Linked DNA regions of Homo sapiens: region 2 is linked to region 1. The links are chromatin contacts, found by Hi-C or POLR2A ChIA-PET in ENCODE. All regions are on one chromosome and are shown on one strand. The core of a region is the stretch at or near the end of the contact, and the rest is flanking DNA. Distances in the headings are between cores, read along the strand shown.

The links. A loop is a pair of places that touch in the nucleus more often than their neighbours do. ChIA-PET counts read pairs that join two places held with the same protein, here RNA polymerase II (POLR2A). Pooled maps may share reads with other maps.
Region 2: a loop to region 1 is called in a pooled map, with 4 times the contacts of the local background. The contact joins the enhancer-like site here to the promoter of CSE1L in region 1. A Hi-C loop is called at or near these places in 2 of 37 single-sample maps with no recorded cell type and 2 of 50 pooled maps. POLR2A ChIA-PET finds 5 or more read pairs at or near these places in 5 of 52 experiments (PC-9, RWPE1, activated CD4-positive, alpha-beta T cell and 2 more).

The regions. Positions count from the first base shown.
Region 1 is chr20:49,043,130-49,047,676 of GRCh38, forward strand. It overlaps CSE1L (chromosome segregation 1 like), which reads left to right and starts at 3,183. Exons shown (of 25, transcript NM_001316.4): 1 at 3,183-3,294. CSE1L-DT (CSE1L divergent transcript) reads right to left here and starts at 2,927. Exons shown (of 2, transcript NR_110625.1): 1 at 2,731-2,927. RefSeq lists enhancers at 2,806-2,955, 3,506-3,575, 3,541-4,181.
Region 2 is chr20:48,843,166-48,848,221 of GRCh38, forward strand. It overlaps a transcript of PREX1 not described here. Among named protein-coding and RNA genes, the nearest start is that of PREX1, 18 kb to the left of the region's middle. RefSeq lists an enhancer at 3,549-3,828. Within about 2 kb of position 3,411, at least 5 of the 41 ENCODE cell types and tissues checked have a DNase peak (open chromatin) inside an H3K27ac peak, as active enhancers do.

The DNA of each region.
Region 1 (4,547 bases), core at 1,933-4,432:
AGCCTTTCTGTGGCTCTCACCTGCATGATTATTCTGGTGGCTGCAAAGGGCGATAGGCAGTAGGAGGAGACACCCCGTGACACCAAGAGCTGTGTCCAGACATGATCGTCTTGGCACAGCTTGAGGGTTTTCTACAGAAACTGGTAGAGATGCTAGACAGACACAAGATGCCAGCCAGCCTCCTTTGCGATTGGCTCTTAGAGGTGGAAAATGGTAAAGTCATCAGGCTCATTCTCCCTAGGACTAGAGGAACATGTTAATTATATTAAAGTAGATTAGTGGGCCGGGTGTGGTGGCTCACGCTTGTAATCCCAGCACTTTGGGAGGCCGAGGCGGGCGGATCATGAGGTCAGGAGATCAAGACCATCCTGGCTAACACGGTGAAACCCTGTCTCTACTAAGAATACAAAAAATTAGCTGGGCATGGTGGCGGGCGCCTGTAGTCCCAGCTGCTCGGGAGGCTGAGGCAGGAAAATGGCGTGAACCCAGGAGGTGGAGTTTGCAGTGAGCCGAGATCGCACCACTGCACTCCAGCTTGGGCAACAGTGTGAGACTCCGTCTCAAAAAAAAAAAAAAATGCAGATTAGAACGATTAAAATGATTACTGGTGATTACTGGTACTATTGCTGCAATAGTAAAAATACATCTTTTTCACCAATGTCTTTGTTTTTTTTTAAAATGTTCCACCGTCTTCTGACCATCATGGTTTATTTTTATTTTTATTTTATTTATTTATTTATTTTTTTAAGACACAGTCTCGCTGTCACCCAGGCTGGAGTGCAGTGGCTCGATCTCGGCTCACTGCAGCCTCTGCCTCCCAGGTTCAAGCGATTCTCCTGCCTCAGCCTCCTGAGTAGCTGGGACTACAGGCGCATGCCACCACATCTGGCTAATTTTTGTATTTTTGTAGAGACAGGGTTTTACCATGTTGGCCAGGATGGTCTCGATCTCCTGACCTCATGATCCGCCTGCCTCAGCCTTCCAAAGTGCTGGGATTACAGGCATGAGCCACCGTGCCCGGCCTCACCAATGTCTTTCACTCATGTATCTTTCTCCATGGACTTCACTTATTTATATATGGCATTTCATTCAACATGCAACAAACATTTATTAAGCAGCTACTGTGTGCCTAGTGCTGGGGGTACAGCTGTGAATACCATCAATATGGGGCTAGATGTGGTGGCTCACACCTGTAATCCCGGGGCTTTTTTTTTTTTTGAGATGGAGTTTCGCTCTTGTTGCCCAGGCTGGAGTGCAATGGCAAGATCTCAGCTCACCGCAACCTCTGCCTCCCGGGTTCAAACGACTCTCCTGCCTCAGCCTCCCAAGTAGCTGGGATTGCAGACGTGCGCCACCACACCCGGCTAATTTTGTATTTTTAGTAGAGACGGGGTTTCTCCATGTTGGTCAGGTCTCAAACTCCCAATCTCAGGTGATCTGCCTGCCTCGGTCTCCCAAATCACTGGGATTACCGGCGTGAGCCACCATGCCCAGCCCTATCCCAGTGCTTTAGGAGGCGGAGGTGGGAGGATCACTTGAGGCCAGGAGTTTGCCTGGGCAACATAGTGAGAGCTCATCTCTACAAAAAAATTCAAAATTAGCCAGGTGTGGTGGCAGGTGCCTGTAGTCCTAGCTACTCAGGAGGCTGAGGTGGGAGGATTGCTTTAGCCTAGGAGGTCGAGGTTGCAATGAGCTATGATTGTGCCATTGCACTGCAGCCTGGGTGACAGAGCAAGACCCTGCCTCTTAAAAGAAAAAAAAAAAAAAAAAAAAAGCCCTGGCCAGGCGTGGTGGCTCATGCCTGTAATCCCAGCACTTTGGGAGGCCAAGGCTGGCGGATCACAAGGTCAGGAGTTCAAGATCAGCCTGGCCAATATGGTGAAACCCCGTGTCTACTAAAAATACAAAAATCAGCGGGGCATGGTGGCGGGCACCTGTAGTCCCAGTAACTTGGGGGGCTGAGTCAGGAAAATTGCTTGAACCTGGGAGGCAGAGGTTGCAGTGAGCTGTGACAGCACCACTGCACTCCAGCCCTCCAGCCTGGGCGACAGAGCAAGACTCTGTCTTTAAAAAAAAAAAAAAAAAAGAAAAGCCCTTGCTGTATAGAATCCCTTAGGTTATGGATGGGGAGGAGGGCAGGGGTTTAGGAGGGGAGAAGCGGAAGGAGGAACAAAATAAAGAAGAGACAATTAGTTGGAGAGTGATAAATACCATAATGATATCATGGAACTAGGCTTACCAGATCAAACACTGGGCACCCAGTTCAATGTGAATTTCAGATAAGCAATGCATGATTTTTAAGTATAAATATGTCCTACACAGTATTTATACTAGAAAATTATAAATTTTTTTCTAAAATTTACATTGACCTGGGCAGCCTGCATTTTATTTGCTAAACCTGGCAACCCTAATTTGTGTGCTGGGTGGTGGTGAGTGGGCAATTTCAGATAGGCCTCTTTTGTGGAGGTGACATTTGAGCTGGAACCTAAATGTAAAGAAGGAGCCAATCATTCAGGAATCTAGAACATCCCAGCACAGGGAACAGCAAGTATAAATGCTCTAAAGTGGAAATAAGCTTGGAGCTTAGAGGAACAGGAAGAAGGTGGGGTGGCGGAGCTGAGTGAGGGTGAGGAGAGGAGGGAAGCGGAAGGTGATGAGGGCAGGCAGGCTGGCAGGGGCCAGATCCCATATGGTTTGTGGGCTGTAATAAGAGTACCAAAACTTACATACCAGGCCAGGCGCGGTGGCTCACGCCTGGAATCCCAGCATTTTGGGAGGCCAAGGTGTGCGGATCACTTGAGGCCAGGAGTTCGAGACCTGTCTGGCCGTGTCTCCCTCTAAAATAGAAGCTCCAAGAGGGGCAGGAAGTTCTCTTCCGTCTTAGACCCTATGTGCACGACCTTGGATCGATCAACATTGAACACCTCCTACGTGCCAAGCCCTGACATCAAAATGGGTCAGAAGCCAGCAGCCGCTCGCTGAATCTGTGTTCCTCTTTGGAAAACGAGAACCGTGAAGCCTGCTGGCATGGTCAGAGCCAAAGAGCATTGTCACTTGTGAGATCAGCGCAGAAACAGAGCGGGGCCCCGATTGGCCCTTCGAACTTGGGTGGGGCCAGAGCATTCCTGGCCCCGCCCCCTGCAGCGGGCCGCTCGCTCATGCGCTCTGGCCTCAGGCTCGCTGTCGCGCCATTTTGCCGGGGTTTGAATGTGAGGCGGAGCGGCGGCAGGAGCGGGTAGTGCCAGCTACGGTCCGCGGCTGGGGTTCCCTCCTCCGTTTCTGTATCCCCACGAGGTGAGGCGCGGGGCGTGCACGGCCTACCAGAGTGGCTCTTGGGGCCCAGCTGAGGAAGGGATGAGGCGCTCCCGGTACTAACGAGCGCTAGGGAGTGAGAACCGCGCCTCTGGGCGAGAGCGGAATGTGGGCCCGGGGTTCGGGTGGTGCGCTCAGGCAAGGTCTTCGGCTTCCCTAGGGAGCGCTTGCCGCGCCTCGCGGCATCCTAGGTCTCTGGCCCAGGTGCGGCGACCCCAGGGCCTGTGAGGGCTGAGGGCAACTGAGGCGCGGCCTAACGCGAGCCTGCGGATTGCCCGCCCTTTCCTCTCCATCACGGCGCTGATTGGCTGCGCCGCCGCCTCTCCGCTCGGGAAGGCCGCTCCTTATTGGTCGCGCTCGCATGTCCATTCTCTGCGACGGTGGCTGCTAGCCGCGCGAGCTGAGTGTGCGGCGGCGAGGCCTGCCCGGGCGGGGACTGCGGGCGCGTGGAGCTGCGGCTGCCTCGCGTCGTCCCTTGCCCTAACTCTAGTGAAGCCCCCGAACTCACCCTTCTCTAACCTCTGTACTTGTATCCCTGACTGTAAAACGGGCATCGTGATCTCACTTTGCTGAATTGTTTGTGAGAATTCTAGTCGGTACACCCGGGACATAGAAATCCCCTGTAACGCGGGTTGGGGGAGGGTTCCCTCGTTTTGGGAGAAACGCTGTGCTGTGGTGGTTCGGAGCATAGACTTTGGAATTAGATCGCCTGGGTTCATTCCAGACGTAGCCTCTCGTTAGGGGTGTAACTTGAGGCTGGTCACCTCATCTCACTGAGCCTCCATTTCCTTAGCTGCAAAATGGGGTTAATAACAGAATCTACCTCGGAAAGTGGCTTTGAGGATGCGCTGAGTTATTTACCGTGGTTTACAAAGGTTCCCTGGGAGCTGACGGTTGTTTATTCATCTCTCCCACCCATCTTTCTCCTTAGCCAGTGTGGCTTTCTGTTTCTTCCATATTCCAGGGTTATTCCGATTTAAAATTATTTGCACATGCCTTTTGTTTGCTGGGGAAGTACCAACATTTTTGCAAGGCAGGCCGCCTCTCCCAAGTTTCCCTCACCTTAGGCCTCCCCTAACCAACCTCTTCTTTTGTTTTCTTTTTCTTTTTCTTTTCTCTTTTCTTTTTTTTTTTTTTTTTTTTTTTTTTTTGAGAGAGAGAGTCTCGCTCTGCCTCCCAGGCTGGAGTGCAGTGGCGCGATCTCGACTCACTGCAACCTCCGCCTCCCGGATTCA
Region 2 (5,056 bases), core at 2,161-4,660, 200 kb before region 1:
AAGATGCAAGTGACAGAAATCCAACTCAAACCAGTTCAGGGAAAATACGGAATATATTGGGTCATCTAAGCCTGTCTAACTTCGGGCATGGCTGGATCCAGGTGCTCAAAGATTGCTTCTTTCCCAAGAGTGTAACTCAGAAGGCTGTCTCTGATTGGTCAGGATTGGGTCATGTGTTCAATCACTATGACTCTGAATGGCCAGGCCTGAGTCATGTATTTTCTACTAGAAAGGAAGGGAGGAATGGTCCCCACAAGGTTAACTGGAGCCCCAGTACTACAAGAAGAGAAATAAATGCTGGCTAGGCAATAACAAAGAATTGAGGGAGGCTCCTCCAGACTCACCAGTCTACATTCCCTCCTGAACACTCTGCCAGGTTAATGCTATAAAGGGCAAACATGATCAAGTTACTTATCCCTGTGCTCAAGCACCTTCACTGGCTCCCTACTGCTGACTAAAGTAATTATAGTTTGCTCAGCGTGGCATGGAAAGTCCTTTGCAATATACCTGTCTTCTCCAGGCTGAGGGATCAGTGAGAAAGCTGTTCTAAGAATCCGGACAAGCAATGGTGAGGCATGGAGTTTGGACAGCAAGAGTGGGGATGCAGATGTGGATTTCAGAAAAATCCATAATTTCACTGAAACTGCCTTCATCAAGGTCAAAAATTTGGACTGCCAAGTCCAAATCTAGTAGCTGTGACCTGGCATGGTGGCTCATACCTGTAATCCCAGCACTTTGGGAGGCCAAGGCAGGAAGATTGCTTGAGGCCAGGAGTTCAAGACCAGCCTGGGCAACATATTATCTAAAAAATTAATTTAAAAAAAGTTAGCCAGGCATGGTGGCATGCAACACTAGTCCCAGCTACTTGAGAGGCTGAGGTAGAAACCTCACTTGAGTCTGGGAGGTCGAGGCTGCAGTGAACTGTGATTGCACCACTGCACTCCAGCCTGGGCAACACAGCAAGACCCTGTCTCAAAAAAAAATCTAGTAGCTGTGTCTCCATCCTTATCATATTCAATTATTCAGTAGCACTCAGCACAGTGATATTTCTCTCCTTCTTAAAACATGCTTTTTGCAGGAAATATTTGGGATACCCTGTACCCCCCATTCCCTTGCACGGCCATGTTCTACTGGCCTTCTCTGGCAGCAGATATGTGCTCAGACTCTATCTTCTACACCCATTGAAGACACCATTGGTTGCAAACCAGCAACATTTTCCCCTTCTCCCTATTGAAACCCCAAGTTTGGCCACCATATGCTTCTGGAGAGAATGAACCCTCCTCACCCCCAGCAGGCAGATCTTAATGAAATTCAGCCAATCATGAAGAGGCATGTGACTCATTTCTAACCAATAAGACTTGATGGAAATCTGCTGGAGGCTTCAGGGAAGGTCTTCTTCCCTCTCAAAACAAGATACAGGAAAGGAAAGTGACTTGTTCTGCTCTTGTGGCTTGTGGATGTTGTTGTGACAGCACGATGTCTAGGGGCTATGGCAGCCAACTTGGACCCACGAACGGAGACCGTGCCATCATGGTAGATGGAAAGATGCAAGGAACCTGGATCCTCAATGCTGCTCTTGAGCCGAATTACCCAACCCTGGGACTGTCCTATCTCAGGACACATTGCATAAAACACATTGGGTTCAGTCTTCATTTACTTATAGCAAAAGTCATCTTGATGGATATACTGCTTGTATGGTAAAACTTCCAGAAACATGACTCCAGCTATAACCTTCTTTCTCACATCACTCCAGACCTACGTGGGATGTTTAATGGACATCTTCCCAAGCAGTCCTACAAGCACTTTAAAAATGTGTCCCAACTTGAATCAATTATCTGCCACATTCCCCAAAAGACTTTTATTCACTAGATAAATGGCATCGCCATCTATGTGATTTCTCTCATGAGTGATCCTCAAGTCTTTTTTCCATTCCTTTATTCATTCATGTAACGAACTCTCATTTACTAAGCTCCTCTATGCACTGGGCATTATGCAAGATGTAGGGGATAACACAGTGACTAAGACAAAGTTCCATCCCTCGTGAAGCTTATATTTCCGGTTAGAGGGAGATATTAAACAATTAACCCATAACTGACAGCAGCTAAGAAATAAACAGGATGTTCTCATAGAAAAATACAGGGAGGCACACACCTAGATAAGGTGATCAGGGGAGGCTTCCATAGGCAGGTAATAAATAAGCTGAGATCTAAATGCACAGCCAAAACCAACTCTGCAAAGCATGAGAAGAGTTTTCTAGGCTGGGCGCAGTGGCTCACGCTGTAATCTCAGCACTTTGGGAGGCCAAGGCAGGAAGATTGCTTGGGGCCAGGAGTTTGTGACCAGCCTGGGCAACATGACGAAAAGTGTCTCTACAACATACAAAAAAATTAGCCAGGTGTGATGGTCCATGCCTTTAGTCCCAGCTACTCTGGAGGCTGAGGTGGAAGGATCACTTGAGCCCAGGAGGCTGAGGTTGTAATGAGCCGTGACTGTGCCACTACACTCCAGCCTGGGTGACAAAGCAAGACCTTGTTTCCAAAAAAAAAAAAAAAAAAGAGCTTTCTAGGCAGAGGAAATAGCAAGTGCAAAGGCCCCAAGGCTGGACCAAATTTGAGCTTTCCAGAAGCCGCGAGGAGGCCAGTGAGGTGGTAATGTGGAGACAGGCAGATCCAGCAGGGCCTCAAAAGTGATGTGTGGATTTTATGCTAAGTGCAGTGGGCAGCCAGGGGAGGAATTTAAACAAGGATGTAACATGATGTGACTCAGGTTTTTAAATGGTCTCACAGGCTATTGCATGGACGATGGCCCATAATAATAAAAATGATCACAGCTAACACTTTGATAGTAGATACTGTGTGCCAGGCATTGTTCTAAGCACATTCCGTATATATTAACTCATTAAGTCCTCCCACCGACCCCATGAGGTCAGCACCATAATCATTCCCATTTTATTGATGAAGAAACTGAGGCACAGAGAATTACAGAAACTTGCCTACGGTCACATAGCCAATAAATCAAAGCCTGGCCTAGAGGAAACAAGGAGACTAGCTACAGGCTGTGGTGCATGTCCAGAAAGGGGGCTGCAGGCAGTGGGGCTTGGATTGGCCCAGGGGAGAAGTGCAAGGGAGGATCCCGCATATAATTTCACGGCGGAGAGGAAAGAACTTGCAGGTGGTCTTATCCTCTGTCCATTCTCACTCCTTTCTCCAGCAGGTTTTTGAACTTGACTTCTGGCTTGGTGGTCTCCCAGCCCACCTTATATTAATAGATGGGGATGTCCTCGCTGTCTCCTCCCCCACCATCCTGCTGTCTGGCACCTCGTTCATCTCACACAACCACTCCCCTTGAAAACAGCCCGACCCTCCTACAGTACAACAGTCTCCACCTTGGTCTTGCCCTGCCCACTCCACACCAGAGATTAAAAGCCAGGCAGCCGCTCCTGGCGGTCAAAGGAGAGCACTTTGTAGACGCTCCCTGGACCCCAGCAAAACTTCTATTGTGTTGCTGGAGACAGAAACAATGCCAGTGGCCCAGTTGCTCCCCAGCCAAAGGTGGCCCCAGCAAACAGTCTCCCAGCCCCATGGATGGGGTGCCTGGGAGTGTTAACAGAGCTCCCTCGGGGACCAGAGGGCCAGGAGAGAAGCAACATGTGCCTGCTGGACACTCCCGTCTACAGCCGGCTGCAGCCCCCACCCACCCACGTGCCTCACTCTAGGCGAAGAAAACCCAAAAGTAGGAGAGGACAGGCCAGAGATGGCTGCTTGACCTTTCAAGGGGAGGCAGGAGTTTCTACAAAGCCTCTGGGAGTCCCCTAAGTATGTGTTCCTACCCTCCAGGGGCTAGGAGGTCACCCTCTCAGTTCCTCATCAGCCTGGGATAGGTTCAGCGGTGGGTGGAAAATATGACCAGCAAGGGGCCTACCCACACCCGGGGCCTGCTTTGGGGCTTTCTTAAAAAGACAGTGCTAGGATCCCAGACCAACAAGACACCTTGTGCAAAGCTCTGTGCTCTAGGCTCTCAGAGAATAGGAAAGCACCCTGTCCTTCTGGGTCAGAGTGGAGTTAAGATGAGTTATGCAGAGGCAGAGATTTGGGGGAGAGATCAAGGAATACTTCATGGAGGAGGGGGCCTTTGAGAGTGCTCTGAAAAAACTGAGAGGATTCCTTTCTTTGCCCTGCCCTCCCTCTTCCTTCTCTTATAAAAAAAAAAAAAAAAAAAACAAACCCTCCCCAAATGACTAATAAATAAAAGACACACAAAAGAGACACATATGCTTTATCTATAATGTATAGGCCGTGTTGTTTTTGAAACTCTTTTCTGCTCTGTAAAGGAATGTGTGTGCATCACGGAAACCTTGGAAAACCCAGAGCAGCATATAGAAGAAAATGAAAATTGCCTCTATTTCCACCATATAGAGATAAAACACTCTTAACTTGTCAGAGTATTCCTTTCCAGGCTTTGGTGGTGTTTTTTCATATTATTACTAAGGTGAAATTTACTTGCAGTGAAATGCACATGTCTGGAATATATGACTCAATGCATTTTGACAAATGTCTACACCCGTGTGTACACCCTTCCAATCGAGATCTAGAACATTCCCCTCACCCCAGAAATTTCCCCCGGGTCCCCTTCCAGTCAGCCCCCATCCTTCTGATTTCTATAAATTAGTTTTGCCTGCCATGTAATTGGAATCATGTGCTATGTGCTTTTTTGTGTCTGGTTTCTTTCACTCAACATAAACAATGTTTTTAGATTTCTCCACGTATCAGTAGCTTGTTCTTTTTCATTGTTGAGTAGTGTCCCATTGTGTGGATAAATCACAGTGTGTTCATCCTGCAAGAATCTTTTGGGTTGTCTCCACTTTGGGGCTATTATGAAAGAGCCACTTATAAATATTGGCCAAGTCTGTGCATGGATGTAGGTTTTCATTTTTCCTGAGCAAATACTTAGGAGTGGGATAACTGAGTCATATGATTAACTTTTATGAGAAATTGTCAACAGTTTTCCAAAGTGGTTGTACCATTTTATATTTCCACCAGCACTATATGAGGGTTCC